Regions from separate parts of the Homo sapiens genome. Here region 2 is linked to region 1. Evidence: read pairs that join two places in POLR2A ChIA-PET (ENCODE). Cell type or tissue: GM12878. All regions are shown on one strand. Links, peaks and the distances in the headings refer to the core of each region. The heading gives the core; the rest is flanking DNA. Region 1 overlaps RGL1 (ral guanine nucleotide dissociation stimulator like 1). Region 2 overlaps RGL1 (ral guanine nucleotide dissociation stimulator like 1).

The links. ChIA-PET counts read pairs that join two places held together with the same protein. Peaks named below come from ENCODE experiments on the same cell type or tissue, not always from the same donor. Only the 100,000 strongest peaks of a DNase experiment are listed, where the experiment ranks them.
Region 2: POLR2A ChIA-PET joins it to region 1 with 5 read pairs; 2 of 35 experiments call an interaction of 5 or more read pairs at or near these places.

Annotation. Positions count from the first base shown.
Region 1 is chr1:183,839,219-183,849,159 of GRCh38, forward strand. RGL1 (ral guanine nucleotide dissociation stimulator like 1) reads left to right here. Exons shown (of 18, transcript NM_001297671.3): 3 at 8,348-8,556. Among named protein-coding and RNA genes, the nearest start is that of RGL1, 39 kb to the left of the region's middle. RefSeq lists an enhancer at 2,570-2,619. In GM12878, for the core only: no CTCF peak of the experiment used is centred there; DNase peaks (open chromatin) are centred at 2,521, 3,473, 4,243, 5,771 and 2 weaker places; H3K4me3 peaks cover 2,375 bases; H3K27ac peaks cover 4,557 bases.
Region 2 is chr1:183,926,177-183,936,117 of GRCh38, forward strand. It overlaps RGL1 (ral guanine nucleotide dissociation stimulator like 1), which reads left to right. Exons shown (of 18, transcript NM_001297671.3): 18 at 1-2,356. The coding sequence ends at 116. COLGALT2 (collagen beta(1-O)galactosyltransferase 2) reads right to left here. Exons shown (of 12, transcript NM_015101.4): 12 at 9,658-9,941. Among named protein-coding and RNA genes, the nearest start is that of COLGALT2, 110 kb to the right of the region's middle. In GM12878, for the core only: no CTCF peak of the experiment used is centred there; no DNase peak of the experiment used is centred there.

The DNA of each region.
Region 1 (9,941 bases), core at 2,285-7,284:
TATTTCCATCTTAGACCCTTCTCCCAACTTTTAGATTCTAACTGCCTGTTGGACTTACCATTGGCATGTAATTCAGTACCTAACCCACCAAAATCTGACTTCCTCCCCTCAATTTTCTTTCTTATAGGTGACACCATTACCTTTCCAGCCATCCACACTAGAAATCAGGTGAAGTTTCCAGATTCTTTATTTTCCTTCATTTTATTCTCTACATCCAATTGATCAGAAGTCTTGATGATCTTCTTTTTGATTATTTGATGGGAGGGTAAATGTGTCCCTCCCATCTGCCACCTTCTCCATTCCTATTATTGTACTAGTTAAAGCCCTTGCAGTTGCTTATCTGGAATATCCACAACTTTCGTACTGGTTTTTCCAACTTTAAAACTGTCCTCATCAAATCTGTCCTCCACGTTGATTTCCTTGACTATGCTTAAAACCTCATCATTGGTCTCCCATTTCAACAGGACACAGAGTCTCAGCTCCTTAGCATGCAACCTAAGTCCTCCATAATCAGGTAGTCTCCTGCTGGCTCTCCAGCCAAAGCATTCCTTCCCTCTGTCATATTGTTTATGCAGCCACACATTTTCCCCCTGTAGTGGTGGAAAGGTATGATGCCTTTCCTCACCCATCATAAGGGTCATCGGTAACTCTCCTATAACAAAAGACAGGTTAACAAGAGAAAAGCATAACAGATTTCTTTAATCAAAGTTTTATGTGACATGGGAGCCTTCAGAAATAATGGCCCAAAGAGCCAGAGGAAACTTTCCATTTTTATGCTTAGAGTCAATGAAGAATGGACAGCCATGTGGAAATGTGATTGGATGAAACGGGTATGATCTAATGGTAATAGACTAAGGGGGAACCCAGCAAGGCCTGTCTGTTCAGATTCTTCCTGGCCACTCTTTGTAGTATTCTTCTTTCCCCCTGGGTGTGGGCCAGGACCCCTATGGAATGAGGGTCTTATGATCTACTATCAGACAAGGTAGGTCAGAGAATTTATGGTCAGCTTCTAAACAAAAAGGTGAGGGAGGTTAGAGCAATATTTCCAGGCTTTAAGCCTTGCTTTAGGATAAGAGGGGGTTCTAGTTTCTATGACTCACCTTGGGAAGGAGGAATCCTGGTTTCTATGATTCACTTCAAGGGAGAAAGAAGTGTAGGAGACAGGAGGGCAGGAAAAGGTCAGAGAATTTGCTTCTGAGGCTGCTTCTGAGGCCTTCCAATTCCTTTAGTTCAAAGTCCTCAGCATGTCAAAGTTCCATACTTTGGGATAGCGTTTTCATGACTTTTTTAATGCTTGTTTCTCTGCCTGCTGTGCCCTCCCCAACATAGTTAACTCTCATTCATTATGTGAAACCCAGTGCAGGCCAGGTATGGTGGCTCATGCCTGTAATGCTAGCACTTTGAGAGGCCAAGGTGGGAGAATCGCTTGAGTCCAGGAGTTTGAGACCAGCTTGGGCAATATAGCGAGGCCTTGTCTCTAAAAAATAAATAAATAAATAAATAAATAATAAATAAATAAATAAATAAATTAGCTGGGGTGGTGCGTGCCTGTAGTCCCAGCTACTTGGGAGGCTGAGGTGGGAGGAATGCTTGAGCATGGGAGGTTGAGGCTGCATTGAACCCTGATTGCACCACTGTACTGCGGCCTGGGCAATAGAGATGGACTGCATCTCTAACAAACAAACAAAACAAAACAACCCAGTGCAGACAGAACCTACTTAAGAAGCCTTTTCTGACACCTCCTTTACACTGGGCCCCTCTTGGTGCTTCCCTCCATGTCTTGCCTCTCTCTCCACCATTTTACTCACATTTTATTGTAATGGTTTCTTTGTGTCTGTTTCCTTCACCAGACTGAACAACTTGGTTGCCAGAACTGCATGCTATTTACCTTTATATGTCTAGTACCTTGCACAGTGCCTGGCACATAGTACCATTTAGTTAATATGTAGCTGAATAAGTAGATGAATAAATGGAAAAGACAGCCATTGTGTATGTGCTAGTAGCATAAAAATACAGGATACACAATTACATTTCAAATTCAGATAAATAACAAATAGGTTTTTTTAGTATGCATAGATCCCAAACATGGAATGGGACATACTTATACCACATAGTATGTAATTATTCATTATTTCTCTGAAATTAAAATTTCACTGGGCATCCTGTAATTTATCTGTCAACCCTAACCTAGCAAAAAAGTGACTTCCCACCCAATATTAGGTTAGCACAAAGGTGATTGTGACAAGTTTTGGTTTAAGTTTTGTTAAGTTTGCCACTATTTTTAATGGCAAAAGCCATAATCACCTTTGCACCAACCTAATAAAAGTTCACACAAGGCAGAACCTCATGTTGAGCTTGACATCATGGGCCCTAAAGTATTTTCTAGACTTTACCTTAACATCTCTGAGTGTCCTGTGTGTAAATAGTCACTGTAGTACTCAGGTGTATTGGCCTTGTCATGTTCTGCTGGGTGTCATTACATACATGATTTCTGCTGAGAGAATGATGCAAATTTTGTTGCATGGCAAAGAAATTTATGCAGTTGAGTAATATGGAGAGATGAGCAGAGCTTATTTGTGAGTCAGCTTGTGGGTTTTCCTATACAGGTGGAGTATCCTTAATCTTAAAACCGAAATTCAAAGTGCTCCAACATCCATGCTTATTGCAGTGTTTTGCAGTTTGGATTTTCAGAATGGGGATACTTGAATGGTAAGTATAGTGGGAATATTTCAAAATCTGAAAAATTCTGAAATCCAAACCACTTTCAGTCCCAAGAATTTGAGATAAAAGATCCTCAGCCTGTATTGTGGTGGTTTGTTGTTGCTGGATAGTGGTTGTAGGGCATATGAAAAGGAAGCATAAAACTTACTTTTGGTGTTTGGGGATGAATGTAGGGATTGGGTGTGGGTTTTAGATTTTTGGAGGGAGTTAACAGCTGGAATAGTACTCACTATTTACTTTGCTGCTCAGGCCAAGATGCCTGAGAACTGATATACTGAAGAGTGATCATGGTGTGGAGGACTCCATACTGTCTCCATCCTAATGAGGTTGTTTGCTTAACACGTTCCCTGTTAAACTATCAGATGACTGAATTATTATTTTGATTGAAGGGACTTTTTTTTTTTTTCAAATTAGAAACACCCAACTGGTTAACAGTTTATGTTTTAGAAGGTGAAAGAGTTTATTTTTCCATGACTGGAAACGGAATTGAAATATGGCATCTTTCATCTCTCACATGCCCTTTTTCCTCTCCGTCTCATGCCAAAATCGATAATTATGGAAATTACCTGGTAGGACACTTGGGCACAGTTTTAGATATTTACCCCATAGGACTCAGACATGTTCTCTTAGAAAAAGCTGGATTCTAAAGGCACAAAGATCAACCAAAAAAACAAACATGAAACATTTTTGTGGTCACAGTACCGTGATCTTGTCAGTAAAGCGACGGTCTATGATTAAATCCAGATTGAGCTGTTTCCTGTTAGCGTGCTAACCCACAGGACAGGCTCAGGCCTCCGTGTCTTGCTTTCTAAGTCTGGGTTATTAAGCACTTGTCTGACAAGGGTTCCACCCCTTTCGTCTTCAACTTAATAATTCAAAGTTACTAAGATAATATAAGCAAAAACAGGTCCTAAAGTCTCTTAAAACACTTACAGACCTATAGGAATCTTTTCTTGCAAAAATGAAACTTTTAACATTTTAGCTTCTCTTGTCGGGCCATATGGCAGAGTATTTTTTGTGTTTCCCCTCTGTACAGTTTCATTTCAAAATAATTTCAGTGGTAAGCAGATCATTTTAAGTTTTTGTTTCATAAGAAATGTACTCTATTTGAATGTTGGCAAATTAGAAGTCATCAGATCTTTCCCCTGCCATAATAAGCAGGTATTAGGATATTTAGCAGTTCTACAGAAAATGACATTAAGCAAATTCTCTGATAACTTAACATGCATTGTTATTTTGTGTGAGAATGATTGTAGGCACAAGAGCAATTCTATACTTATTTTATGATATTGTCATTGATGTTCACTTTGAAAATTATTTTTTAAATCTAAATTTTCAAAATATTTTATTAGTCTTCTGTTAGGTCATATGTGGTTCTTCCTAATGCACAGATGCAAACCCTGAGGAACAAATACTGTTAAAGGGACTTACAGGAATCATGTATGCATATTGAAATTTTTTCCGAGTAAGAAAGTACTGAAAGAGAGGGGCTGGGTTAATGAGAAACATAATTCCATTCCCAAGGGAGAACCCTGGCTTTCTGCCAAATCTCTGCTTTCTGGCAGGAAATGGGACCCACTTCATCAGGTCCTTTGACAAGCATTTTTCTCTGTGTTTGAATTTTGGGACACGTCAATACTCGGTGAAAAAATAGTTCTTTTAAATAATCATCACTTTTGATAAGAAGGATTTAGAATTAAAGTAGAGTTTCCATTGTAAGTAAAATAAGAATCGTCAAATTTCAACATTGTTTGGTAAGGGAACACTGTTATTATCACAAGGCGAGGAAGCTTGATTTAAATCAGAGTTTGACTATCCCTAACCACTGAGAAGCCATTCCTTTTATTGTTGTTAATATTTAACATTGAAGTATATTTTCATGTTTTTTTTTGTTTGTTTGCTTTTGAGATGGAGTCTCGCTCTGTTGCCCAGGCTGGAGTGCAGTGGCACAATCTCCAGCCCACTGCAACCTCCGCTTCCTGGGTTCAAGTGATTCTCCTGCCTCAGCTTCCTGAGTAGCTGAGACTACAGGCACGCACATTACACGTGGCTGATTTTGTATTTTTAGTAGAGATGGGGTTTTACTATGTTGGCCAGGCTGTTCTTGAACTCCTGACCTCAGGTGATCCACCCCCCTTGGCCTCCCGAAGTGCTGGGATTACAGGCGTGAGCCACCGCTCCCATCCTGAAGTATATTTTCTAACTGCTACTTTTGAATATCATGCAGGCTGACAATTATTTTGGCCAGGTCTTTTGAAGTGACAAGGTACAAAACACAAAACATCCTGACATTTTTGTATTAATAAAGAGATCAAAGGAATACACATTTGAAAATAAAAATTAACATTATATTTTATAATGTTTTGATTTTTCTTTTTTAAATGAAAAGTGGTAAATATGAGTTAAGTTTTAAATGCATTACAGTAATTTAATAAGCCAAAATTTTTCAAAGTATGTGCATTCTGAAGTTCTGCAAGATGCTCTCAGACTAAAGAGAAATCCATCTGGAAATGCTGCATACCATACCCCTCTCTTGGAGTTGAATAACACCGTTGGCATATGAGAAATTCTGCAGTAAAGAGATATCATTGACTTTGTTGAACTCTATAGTTCCCAAACTTGACCATAGGAGTTTTTTTTGGAACTAGTGTTTTACGGCACACACTTCAAGCAACAGTGAACCAAATAATTAATAACATGTAGAATTCTAAACCATATATCTTTTTCACTTATTGTTTCTGATAAAGTTAATTGGAACTTCTGGGGAACAGATGGGTACTACAAGGTTTGTTCTAAAACTACATATAGAGTGATAAAGAACAGCTATTAGACCCTGATCTGAGTCAACAGTCTTAAGAGGCCTAAAGAAATGTTTGCTATTTTGCCTGAACCAGATCCCTCTCCCTAGAAAACTTTCAGAAATTAAATAAAGAGATAAAGCCATCTACCACATAAGCTGGAGTCTTAATTTTAATTCCTGTTAGCGGTTTGACATGATGACATTAAGCTATTCTAACCCCCTTCTGAAAGCAGTTGCCACCACTCTGGTCTTTCTGAAAGCAATCCATCTGTTAGTTTCCTTCCAGTAGTTTGATTTCTGACAGGCCAGGTGAAGGAAAAGCAAACATGCTACTTAGTAAGCACAATATCATCATTAGAGATCCACTTCTTTCTTCTTTGTGTCTCTTCTTTAATTTTCACATGTGACTATTTCAATTTAGGAAATCTGACATAAAACAATTACAATTCAACTTGCGATTCAGATAAACCGCCTGGCGATTGTTCGCATCACTTAGGATTATTTTTGCTTTAGAAATAGACCTCCTCTCTTTAGAGCAGTTTCCTTAGTGCCTATGAAGGATGAGTTAAACTTTCAAAATTGCATCTCTGTATAATTTGTTAGGCACAGATTTACTGCAGAATGTAAGGCACACCAATATTTTTCTTCATTTTAATTCTCTTCCCTTATACTCAAATTTTAAGCTGTGAAGATTTTATTACCAATGAATTTTTATGTATTATGGTTTATATCTACCAAGGTACAATTATATCTACCAATATTCATTTACAGTTTCATTTTCATGTGCTAGCTGCTTCTCGTGAGTAAATGTCTTCTTTTAGACTTTGCAAGTTTCCAGAAGGCAGGGTCATACACCCACCCACCCTTTTCATCACTCCCCAGAGCTTAACCCAGTGGTGCTTGGTACAACCATTTTCTCAGTCAGCTCTGTTGATTGCTGATGATATTGAATCAAAATGCACATTGCCGTCTGTGGACTGAAGAAAGTCAGATCATGATTCCATCTCCATAGATTTCCACGGAGAATATACTCCAACCATGGCCAGTTTTTCAAGCTATCAACATGATTTCAACTGGCTCACACAAATTCTTAAAATTTAACAATCCTCTCTCCAAAACCAGTATGACTCAGCTCCAGCACTCCACCATAGGAGCTGTCTTTAGGAATGAGTGTGCAAAAATTTTTTTCCCATTCTCTAGGTTGCCTGTTCACTCATAGTTCAACCATTGTGGAAGACAGTGTGGCGATTCCTCAAGGATCTAGAACCAGAAACACCCTTTGTCCCAACAATCCCATTACTGGGTATATACCCAAAGGATTATAAATCATTCTACTATAAAGACACATGCACACGTGTGTTTATTGCAGCACTGTTCACAATAGCAAAGACTTGGAACCAACCCAAATGCCCATCAGTGATAGACTGGATAAAGAAAATGAGGCACATATACACCATGGAATACTGTGCAGCCATAAAAAAGGATGAGTTCATGTCCTTTGGAGGGACATGGATGAAGCTGGAAACCATCATTCTCAGCAAACTAACAGAAGAACAGAAAACCAAACACCGCATGTTCTCACTCATAAGTGGGAGTTGAACAATGAGGACATATGGACACAGAGAGGGGAACGTCACACATGGGGGCCTGTCGGGGGTGGGGTGACAGACTAGGGGAGGGATAGCCTTAGGAGAAATACCTAATATAGATGATGGGTTGATGGGTGCAACAAACCACCATGGCATGTGTATACCTATGTAACAAACCTGCATATGTATCCCAGCACTTAAAGTATAATTTTTAAAAAAAAAAAGAATAAAAAACTCCAACAACAACAACAACAAAAAAGAATGAGTTTGTCCAGGTGCAGTGGCTCACGCCTGTAATCACAACACTTTTGGAGGCTGAGGCGGGCGTATCACCTGAGGTCAGGAGTTCAAGACCAGCCTGGCCAACATGGTGAAAACCTGTCTCTCCTAAAAATGCAAAAATTAGTCGGGTGTGGTGATGGGTGCCTGTAATCCCAGCTACTCGGGAGGCTGAGGCAGGAGAATTACTTGACCCCAGGAGGTGGAGGTTGCAGTGAGCCAAGATCACATCACTGCACTCCAGCCTGGGCGACAAAGCGAGACTCCATCTCAAAAAAAAGAATGAGTTTGAAAACTTTCCATGGAACAAAACAAAGGGAATGCTTGCTAAACCTGATCCTGGTATCATTAAAAATGCGCTTGGTAAAATTATATCAGCAAACTAGTTCTTGATAGGGGAGTAAGTAGAAGCAAATGTAACCATTATGAAGTAATACCTCTACTTCTAGAAAGGTAGGAAACACGCATACCTCCACCACCACCACCCTACCACACTAAACTCATAGGAGAGAGCATTGCCTTATATGACATGTAGAGAAATTAAATAAGAGTGAGGGTAAGCTGCATGCAGTGGCTCACACCTATAATCCCAGCATTTTGGGAGGCCAAGGCGAGAGGGTTGCTTGAACCCAGGAGTTTGAGACCAGTCTGGATAACATAGCGAGACACTATCTCTACCAAAAACAAAAATACAAAAATGAGCAGAGCATGGTTGCCTGAGCCTGTAGTCCCAGCTACTTGGGAGGCTGAGTCAGGAGGATCACTCGAGCCCAGGAGCTCCAAGCTGCAGTGATCTGTGATCACACCACTGCTCTCCAGCCTGGGTAACAAAAGGGATAAATAAATAAATAAGAATGAGAGGAAACATAACAGGCTATGGCCTTCAACTATTTCAATGCTTCCAATTTTACTTTAGGGAGTCATTTCTCCTTATGGTAATTGTTAATTTATTATACAGGTTGAAGGGGACCAGCTGCCTCCAGGACACACAGTCAGTCAATATGAAACCTGTAAGATCAGGACCATAAAAGCTGGCACCTTGGAGAAGCTTGTGGAGAACCTGCTGACAGCTTTTGGGGACAATGACTTTACCTATATCAGCATCTTTCTTTCAACGTACAGAGGCTTTGCCTCCACTAAAGAAGTGCTGGAACTACTGCTGGACAGGTAAGAATGTAAAGGAGCTTTTGAGTTGAAAGAAATGTAGGCTGATTATGGAGTGGAGCACGAGGTTCTGAATCACCTGCACTTGGTATTCGGAGAGAGATATGTGAGGAAAGATTAACGGGAAGGGATGACCTTTGGCACAAATGAAAAGAAGATCATTCAGGAGCCACTTATGGTCTGTTGCTGGGGAAAAATATCTCCTAAAAGATTTATAAAAGAGTTGAGAGTGGATACCTTAAATCTAGATTCAGTTGCTTTATGGATTTACTATTTGCCACCCTAAATTTCTCCATATTTTTATAATTTTATATTATTCAGTAAATAATCAGTTGACCAAGAATTTTACTGGGATGTTGTGGGGATGAAATGTGCTAATATGTGTGAAGTGTGGAGCTCATTCTTAGATCCACAGGAAGCAGCTTAGGAATGGTGGCAATGATGATGCGATGATGATGATAACTATTAACAGTCAGCATGTATTGACTGTTTTAAGGATCTGCACATAAATATCCTTGATCCGTATTTTTAAGCTACTTATTACATAGAGCAGTATACATTGATATTTACACACTGTTAAACTTTAGATTTTCCTCTTTATTTCTGTTTTATTTAGAATTAAACTTGGTCTTTTAGAAAATATCATTAAATCAACTTGATACTGGGAGGAAGAAAGCTGTCAGCCAAACAATTGTTTTAGAATCAGGAGAATCCTCATCTAAATCCTTATATTCTGGGGTTTCCTGCATAAGGAAGGAAATGAGATACGGCTTTCTGTTGGGCTTGTTGAGTATTGATGTTTGTTAACTAAATTTTTTTATTTTGAAAGTAATCTGTGCTCATGCTAAAAATTCTTACACTGTGGAAGAATATGCAAAATATTAAAGTTTGTTCATATTGCTGCCTTTTCCCCAAATAACATTTATTAGATTTAAAAATATTAGTAGTAAGAAGAAAATTAAATAGACCATCAACTAGGCAAATAACACATATTAACATTTTAAAAATAGAGGTAATCCATGTATATGGTGAAAAGTTCCATCAGCCCAGATAATTATAAAAATAAAAAGTAAAATATTTTTTTCTCCAAGCTCCAATCCCATTCCTCCCAGGAAATCACTGTGAACCATCCTTTTGTATTTTTCCCACACTTTTGGGTGTATAGAAAGTATGTATGTATATATACACACATTTATGTACTGTATGTCATATATATGATATGTTTATATATTTATCATATGACACATATACTTACCTATGATACAGATAGCATCACAGTACATAGTCTGTTCTGCAATTTTCATTTAAAAAATTTTTTTTTTCTATTTTTAGAGATAGGATCTTGTCCTGTTGTCCAGACTGGACTGGAGTGCAGTCACACAATCATA
Region 2 (9,941 bases), core at 2,739-7,738, 87 kb after region 1:
GCAAAAAGAACTCCATGGAAGAACAAGTGAAACTGCGTAGCCGGACCAGCTTGACGTTGCCCAGGACAGCTAAACGGGGCTGCTGGAGTAACAGACACAGCAAAATCACCCTCTGAAGGGAGGGACCAGTGGCCCCTTGTTTGCCAAAGGCAGAGTGGGGCTGAGAAACAGGCTGCGGTGATTGCAATTACCATCCGGTGTTCGAGGATCATTGGTGAAGTCAGCAGATATTTATTGAGTTCCTGTGGTGTGCAAAGCATTATGATAGGCACCGTGGGGAAACTGGAAATGAATTTGACATGAAAAGGATGAACGATTCACTGATTCTCTTTGACTCATTTGAGACTAAAATGCAGAATTACCAACATTTAAAACATATATATGCACATGTATTTGGTATGCATGTGTATCTATATAAAAATATATAAGAGGGACTTTATGGGATAGTATGGACTATGGAAAAACAAATTTGCACAATGGCCTGGGAAGTTGAGGTCACTTTTTACAGGGAAATAGAAGAAACTGAGAACCTAGTCTCGTATATTCTGAGTAAATGGAATCAGTCCTGGGAATAGAGAGTGTCCTTTGTGCCAGTATTACAAGAAGCCCAAACTTTATTTTTATAAAGGGAGAGGATGACTTTCTCAATCAAGTGCCACCAGATAAAAACAACTGCAGAGGCTGGAACTGCCACAGGCTGTATGAAAGGCCACTTTGGAAAGGGTTTGGATGAGCTGGTGGCCTTCAACCTCTGCCTGCATCTGCCACTTTCTGCTACCCTAGGGAGGCCAGGAGGAGCTTCGGAGGACCATCGCCCCACTGGTCTAGCCATCATGACACCTCTGGAGGTGTCAAGCTCCTGAAACAAGCTCATTTCAGTTTCTGGCAACCCCGTGTATTTCCGTTTTCCCCCTAAAGAACATATCATAATCATTGCACAAATAACCATGTTCTTTGGTAATGAAGCCAGAAAAGAAAGCGCAAAAGAATGGTGACTCATTTGGACTCTTATCTGTCTTGGAATGTCACTGCTTCATTGCCTTCTCTGATTGCCTTTTGCATGTAAAACTATGTGTCTGGAGTCTTTTGCCATCTGGATCTTAGTACCTCTTTATTATGTGCAATTTATTCCTCAGGTGTGGAAATTTCTACTGCAATTGACTACGTTTGATTATTTTGAGCTTGTGAAAGATTTCTGAACAGTGATTGTCCCGTTAATAGCCCCTCAGAAGATGTTCCCTGCTGATAACAGCATCCTATTTTACTTACTTTTATAGCATTACTGTGCCTAGTCGTGGGGAAAGAGATGGGGCTGTATAGATTATCTGAATCATTTGTCTAAGAGGTACATTCTTCCAGATGGAATCAATAACTTTTTTTTTTCCAGGTTCCCGTGCTTGCTATCACAGTATCATTGTTAAGTGACACTTTTGTCTCTCATAACACCATCACACTCTTCCTTCCAAGTCTGAGCTGTGCTGGGGTTTGAACTAAAAGCCATATGTGGAATATTGACATGTGTAAGAAGCACTTTCAGAATGTTGTCCTTTTTAAGAAATGATTCTCAAAATACCAGTTTTTATTCCAAAAATTTAGAGAACAAACCCGGAATATGAAGTGCAGATTGTAACATGGAGCTATTTTTTTTTCTTAATCCCATAATACAGCTCCTAAAAGTTGTGTGGGATTTGCGTTGCATAAATAGCCATGTGAATTCCACAAGAAGCACCAGGGAAAGTTTAGAGATTTGCGGCAATGGACCGAAGAACGGGCCAGGAAGTCCTCCAATTTCCTTTGGTCTTTCCAGGAGATTGGACTACACATTGTAAAGACTGACTGGGTTTCAACTAGTCAAAAAGCACTTTCTTCTGTTTTCAATCCCTGTTCGATTTGTGCTTCTGTGCTTGTAGGAGAGATGGCCAGGGTGGCAGCCCTCATGCAGGTTGAAGTATATGTAGCCTCAGCCTGATATTCTTGGTGCGAAGGTAAAAAAAAAAAAATAAATAAAACCATTGGCCTGGTTGAGGGCGTGACCACCAAGACATATATGTTGTGCCCGTGTTCATCCTGTGTATTTATACTGTATATGTAGAGTCTAGATTTATATACTGCAATGTAAAATATATATATATTTACCTTTTTTAAAGACAATGGAAATTCCAAGTAGCTAAAACTTAGCTTCATTTATTTAATGCCACTTTAAATGTCTTAAATTTGTTTCCTGGTGGACAGCCGGGTAATGCTTTTAGCTGCTCGCATGCTTGTCTTTCTGCATCTCCATCATCTGTTTACCTTTTGGTTAAACTAATAAACTAGTTTGGGACTTGGCTGGCATGTGCTGCCAGACCCAAAGGGATTGTATCTGGATTATTAACCAGGTGGGTTTTGGGTTCCAGTGTGTCAGTAAGCTTTTGGGAAGCCCGCTGAATTGGTTGGAGGAGCACAGGGAAAGCCAGTGGCAGAGTTAGGTGGGATCCTCCCCACTGGCAAGTGTCACAAGCCTTTGGGGGAAAGAATGACTTCCTTAGGAGACTGCAGTCAGAGATGATGCCGTTGCTAGATTGCTGTTCTTAGGGATGGAGTCTCACTCTGTCGCCCAGACTGGAGTGCAGTGGTGCGATCTCAGCTCACTGCAATCTCCGCTGCACCAGTTCAAGCAATTCTGCCTCAGTCTCCTGAGTAGCTGGTATTACGGGCGTGAGCCACCACACCCAGCTGATTTTTGTATTTTTAGTAGAGGTGGGGTTTCACCATGTTGGTCATGCTGGTCTTGAGCTCCTGACCTCAGATGATCTGCCCACCTCAGCGTCCCAAAGTGCTGGGATTACAGGCATGAACCACCGCACCCGGCATGGGGACACTTAATAATCCAACTTAGAGTGAGGGTCCAAGTTAGCATTTTGTCACCTTTCTGAGAGCCTTTCCCCGCATTTTGTGATGGATACCACCTGCATAATTCTTGAAACCGCCCATGGTGCCTTGGAAGCCAGGGGGACCTCCATGGAGGGAGGAAAGGCATTCCCGAAAGAATTACACTTGAAATCCTTTTAAACTGATCCATGCAGTTTCCCCAAAGGCATTACGTCTGAGGCCAGCTTCACTGGACAGATGCACAGTATTGTCATTTATCATACTGTTAAAAAGTTCCCAGGATTATTTTCTAGTAGATTTCTAAATGGATCCAAATTATCAAATGTTCTGTGCCCTTGTGGAATTTTTAGAGGAAGCCAAGTAGAAATTTTAATAATAGGAAATTGATAATATGGGGTAGGGCAGAAAAAAAAGGGAATTTTGTCTTTGGTACTTGTTTTTTCAAGATCATTCTAAAAGCCTGTTTCCCTTGTTTTGCCTTTTTCTAGAAACTGGGCCTGGGGACAGTCTGCCTGAAGGAATAATGTCTTAAACTTGTCTTCTTTGGAACGTTTGTAAATTCTCCCTGCAGCGCAGGATCATTAGGAGGCATACAATACTGCTTTACGTGTCCTGATTTCAGGGGGACTGAGGAGGTTCCTGACTCAAACCTCTTTTTCTTCAGATGCCTACATTTCCACTAGGCAAAGTTATTTCCATTGCATTTTGCATTGCTTTTCCCCCTAGACATCTCTCTTAAAATTAAATACCTTTGGAAGGGATGTGTTAGGCTAGGCTAGGCTGGACCGAAGTAACAAACCAAGAAATTTCAACAGCTTAAGACCGAGGTTTATTTTTTCTTTCACGGGACAGTGTAATGCAAGCCAGGAAACTCCTTAGTAGCTTTTCTCTAACAGCAGCTCACAGATCCAGGCAGCTTCCATCTTGCAACTTCGCCATCTCGGTGTTTCCCTTCCAGTCACAGTGATGATAAAGAGAGTAAAGAGAACTCACAAACTGTTCCCAACTGCCTTAGACCAAAGCGACACCTGTCACTTCTGTTCACAGCCCATCAACCAGTCCCCGGGCCCGATGTGAGTACAGGGGAGGTGGGAAATGCAGGAGAAACCTGGAGGAGTTGATGAACACGACCACCTCTGCCACAGAGGGGTAATGCCTTCTCCTAGGGTGCACGGGTTTGTTCACCGTTGGCAGTCATCAGAAAGTGTTTGGAAGAGATGGCAGTGAGGACTTGAGAGGAGGCTGCACAGAACAGAGGAAGAGTTGAAGAAAGAGAGATGCTGAAAGGAGAAAATACTAGAAAGAACAATTTAATTTTGTCTAGAACTAGCCTTGATCTTATTTTTTAATTTAATTTTATTTTTTGGACAGGGTCTCACTCTGTCACCCAGGCTGGAGTGGCGCAACCTCAGCTCACTGCAGACTCCGCTTCCTGGGCTCAAGCGATTCTCCAACCTCAGCCTCATGAGTAGCTGGGACTACATCCGCAAGCCACCAATGCCCTGCTAATTTTTTCTTTTTCTTTTTTTTTTTTTTTTTTTTTGTATTTTTTATACAGATAGGGTCTTGCCATGATTCCCAGGCTGGTCTCAAACTCCTGAGCTCAAAGCGATCTGCCTGCCTTGGCCTCCCAAAGTGCTGGGATTACAGGCATGAGCCACCACGCCCAGCCAATCTAATTTATTTTTAATTTTTAACATACAGTCACTCACCAACAATTTATTTTCTTCTGATGTGGTTCCTACTTTGATGACACTAGGAGCTACTTTACAGATGTAGTTGTAAGTCAGGTTAAAAAAAGAAACCTAGGAAATGTAAAGTATTTACACAAAACCCAACAGATCAAATAGGAGCCAGGCAAATTTAATTATTTTAGACTCACAATTTGGCAACCATTATTGGGTGTGGTTTCTCAACATCTCTACCCAGAAACCTTTGTGGAAGCAAGTTTCTTACTTAAAATTTCAAGGAATCCAATGTATGTAATGTTTTCTTAAGAGTTTGAAGGCACCTTACAAATCATGTAGTCAGTGGCCTCGTATTATAGATATGAGGCTGAGACACAGAACAGTTAAGTTGCCCAAGTTTTAGGGACAGAGCTCTGGATCATCAAACCCCACTCTGAGCATATCACACTGGGCCAGGCACTGAATGGAGGAGGCTCTCCTGACAGACACTTCCACAGCCTCACGGAACTGGAGAGAATCCCTGGGATCTGTGGGCTCCATCCCCAGCCTTCCAGTCACATGAATTCCCACAAACTATCTCGGTCAGCTGGGCACCTGGTTGGTTCTTTGAAGTGTCTGAGGAACATTCTACTGAGGGTCAGAGCACTGCCACCTACTATCCTGAGCATCATTTCCATCCCACAGATGAGGAAATGGCCAAAAAGATGATTATTGTGAGTTAGCACCCCAGCTGGATTGGAATCCATTTCTGATCTGTAGTCTCGGGTGTTCCCCGGGGGTGCCTGCAGCGGGAGAAACTCCTAGGAGAGGCATCAACTGACAGGAGTTAACAAAGGAGGAGCAGATGGGACTGGGGCTTGAGTGGCGTTCAGGAGAGCCAGTTTTAAGACCACCTGGATCAGCCTCCCTGTAAGCCAGTTATCAGTATCCAAGTGCTTTAACACAGGCTTCTCAGAAGAAATCATTTTTATTCCTACCATTATTTCATACCAAAGCATCATTATGTGCTACAGTTCCAATTTCTTACACAAGAATGAAAAGGGTTACCAATGCAGCAAGTTAAAAAAAAAAAAAAAGAAGAAGAAGACTGAATGATTTAAGCTGTTTCTGAATTGTTCCTGCCATAAAAAAAAAAAAAAAAAATCAAGGCACCAGTTTTGAAATGGGAGAAGCATTCTAAATGAGACTGTTAGCTTGCCCTTTGACATCGATTTCTGATCCTCATTTATTCAGTATCTAACATCCAAGTCTGCAGAAATATGTTATCTGAGAGTTTGCAGTATGACCAGCTGAATAATCAGTATATGAGGTTTCACAGGGGAGACAGACATGGGTTAGAAGTGCCAGCTTTATGTATCAGGCTGTGTGTGTGTGTGGTGAGACAGAGTGCAAGAGTGAGAGATTAAAACATTAAATTTTACTGAGAAAACAAGAAATGAGACACATTATCCCCCAGCAGCTTGGAAGTGGATGCAGTTTGGTGAGATCTGACTGCCTCGGTCTGACTCCCAGGCCACTTACTACCTTAGGCAAGTTGCTTCCCTTAGCTCTTTGCCTTATCTGAAAGATAGAGATTAATGAATAGTTCCTACTTCTTGAGGTTCATGCTGTATTAAACTACACAGCACACGTAGGGAAAGTGCGGTTCACTTTGGTGCATGATACAAGAGTTAGTTGCTGTTATTCCTGGGAAGCTTCTGGCCTAAGGGAAGTCATGTCTTCAAAGAAGCCCTCCAACCTCCTCCCGGGAGGAGCCAAATGGTCCAGACGTGAAACTCTTAGAGGTGGGGCTTCCACGTGTGGAACGGCACCCTGCGAAAAGCTAAGCCTGCTTGCTGCTCTGGGGAGAGACTGACTCACGGAGCTGGAGGGCGTCCAGGGCTCCTGCAGCTTGTTCCACGGCTGGGGTCCAAAAAGGCTCACAGAGACGGGGATGTGGGCCCGGCGCAGCCTCCCTGGCCAGCCTGCAGGCTTTGCAGTGGGCACTCTCGCTGGACGGGCTGTGACAGGAGAGGCTGGCTGATGTCAAGCAGCCCTGGGCCGGAGTGTCCCTCTCAGGGCCTGAGAGATCGGCCACCACACAGAGCTGGCAGCGATTCCCATGAGTCCCCACCTCCTTGGGTGGATTTTTCTCACCAGAAACTCTGCTCCCTGCTCCTGGGTACCCCCTTCTGTGTCTGTCCACAGTCCCTGTGTCTTTCCTACAGGAAGGGGTTCTCGACTCTGGTTCCAGAGGCCCTGTCCAGGGACAATGGAGATGCTTGATTGTGAGTTATTGCTCTTCCCCAAGCATTGGGGGCACTGGACATTTCACTTGTTCCTGTGCAAGCGGTTCAACTCAACACCAACTCAATCTCTCCCATAGTTGCAGACTTAAAAGGATAAAACTCTAAGGACAAGGCTGTCACCACTTCCATTTGAAGCCTCCCTCCTACCACACTATTTTCCCCATTGGTTCCCTCTCCTCTTTCTTGGCCTGTGCACTGGCATCACTGTCTCCAGCGATGGGCTTGCATTAGTCTCTTCTCCCCACTCCTTGCACTTCTCTCCCAGACTGTGCTCTGAGCACCAGGACTTTGCTCCGTGTGTGGTGCGCTAGAAGCTGCCTCTTTCCTCTCCCCTCGGATTCTCAACAGGCTTGCACCACTCTGTCCCTTGCACTCAACTCTGCTCATGGTTTCCTCCCCTGAGCTAGGCCTGAGCAACAATATCATCCCCTTCAAGTCTTCACAATTTATGCTAGCAATTTTTAAAAGCAGTTAAAGCCCTTCAGGCCACACCATCAAAATGCCTGGACAACTGAACTCCTGTCTGGGGGTCTGTTCCAAACTTCTCATTTCCTTTTGGGAGAAGAAACTGTCGCTGATTAATTTCCAAGCATCTAAGAACAGAGAGAGAGAGAGAGCTGCCCACTCCACTTTGAAAATCAAATTCCCCCACTAGTAAGAGCCCAGACATCCACCCAGCCACCCGTGGAATAGGAAACCCCCATCAAAGCCTTGCCAGGTCCATGGGGGCAGAGCTAGTGCTCTGTGGGCCCTAGGATTGCTCAGACATGGTAAGTTTACTAAAGCACCTGTTCCAGAGAAGCCAGGCTGGAGAATTACAGGGACGGGCATAAAAACAAACTCCATAAATTAAAAATAAAGAGAAGGCAATCCTCAGAGACGATTCTTCATTCTTTCCACTCTTTTTGAGGGCAGATGGGAGGATGGATGGCTTTGGATTGGAAGCAACACAGCTGGTGTCACAGAGGCTACTGAACAAAGATCAGCTCACATATTAGCACATCCATGGGTGGAAGCAAAATACTAGGGCATTTCAGTAATTCACAGAGCAGAAAGGAAGCCACTCTTCTGCCCAGCAACAAAGTTTAATGGAGCCATTCCACCACTTACCTTGGAACCCCATTCAGTGTCTGACAATTCTGTCAATGAATTCTTCCTGAAAGCTCACCTAAACTCCTCTTGCTCTGTCCCTGGGATAAGAGGGAGCACCATTTTTCACGTAATCTTTTGTAATATAATGTACTAAAATCTACCATCATTACTTCTCTCTTCTCCAAGCAGGTACAAAAGGACATTGTCCACACTTTGGTTCTTGTCTCAGCTGCCCTACACTGACTTAGGGCCGCGGGCTCACAGGGAAGCCCCTCATATGCCCCTCCTCTCCTGCTGGCCTTCCTCCCTCAGCTGCATTTAATTGAAGGACAGCCGGTTCCCCTGAAATAATAAACATCACCACAAAACATCATGTGGGCGTGACATTTCCAAAGCTGTCTACTCTTAGTTTTCAGAACGTGTCACCCCTTACATGCTATTTTCTTCTCATATAGCCAGCCTCATTTTAACTTTACTTTGTCATTATTTAACTCCTTAGTGAATTAACTTCTGTCAGGGAGATCACTTCTGGATCATTTCTTTCCTCTGTTTAGTTGGCAAGAATGTCTCAAAAGCACGTTATAGAAAGCCTCCTGGGAAGACACATCTTTATTTTATAGTTACTAGCGGGAGGGATTTGCTCCAATCATAAGGGAAAAACCATAAGATTCCCAAATTTGTAGCTGAGTGGGAATATTTCTTGTTTTGGACATCAACATTTTACTGGAAGCCTCTGTATTATCTGTCAAGATGGTAACCAAACTTAGAATTCTCCCAGAAATGCTGGGCTCTGTGCTTATGATGAGACAGCCCTGAGAAGGAGACAGCCCTGAGAGGGAGGCAGCCAACTTGCCTTGCCAGCATGATTGTGTCTCAGTCTTGTTTGTTATCAACCCCAACACATGCCTAACTCTTCTGCCCTACTGAGTTCCCATGAATCCCACTTTGGCCCTTTCATAGTCCTGTCAGGCAATGCCTGGACAGCATCTCCACCCACTGTGCCCAGCCCTCCTCCCTCTTCTGAACTCCAATTCATCCTCCAAAACCCAACCCAAATGTCACCTTCTCAGCAGAGCTGCCCTGACAGTCCTCCTCTGCCCATTTTGTTCATCTCTGAAATAAAACCATCCTGTTTGGCAGCCACCTGCTTTATGTTGCTCCTCCATTGGACTGCGGGCCCCACACAGCAGTAGGGACCTTACCTACTTCTCTGAGCATCTCAGTGCCCAGCACAAAGCCTGCAGCAAGGCAGTGTTCACAGCCTGGTTTTTGAGATTAGGGGTAAGCTTGATCTAAAAATTCAAGCAGTCACTGAGATCAACAAGGATTTTCTTTTTGTTGCTGCTGTTATTTTTCCCCAGGAAAAAGCTCTTTGGCCTTGGACTGGTATCACAGTATCTCAGTATCTTTTGATGAACGGATAGGCTGACCTGTAGCACAAAATGCAAGATGGACACCTCCACTCCCTCCCAGTGGGGGCTCTCTTCCATCTTTCTGTACCTTGGAATCCTTTTCAGCTTACATAACAGTACCCATCAGTTTAAAACAACCCTCACTGCACAGTAAGGGCAGCAACCACCCTCCCCTCATTTGCCATGGGGATCACACAGCAGTGATGGTTCCCCCTGACTCTGACATCCTTGGTCAAGGGCAGACCTGGTAATCTCTGCAGCGTTGGCCATTGATCAGTGCCTGCGGAAGCAATTGACAATCATATCTTTGAGCTAAGTTTTTTTTTAATTTTTCACAAAGAGCTCCAGAAGGCAAATAGTTTATCACTTCCCCACTCTGAAATAGCACGCAAGACAGATGATGCAGGGGAACGGGTGTCCACTCTTTCTTGTTCTCAGAGCTCCTGCAGCAGGCCTGAATGAACCGCAAGCGGGGCCCATGCAGCGTGTCCTCTGCAAAGTGCAGGTGTTCAGTCCACACACAGCAGCACCAGCACTGCTGATGTCACGGTTGTCTGTCCAGAAGATCCCACGTTAGATCCCAAGAGAAA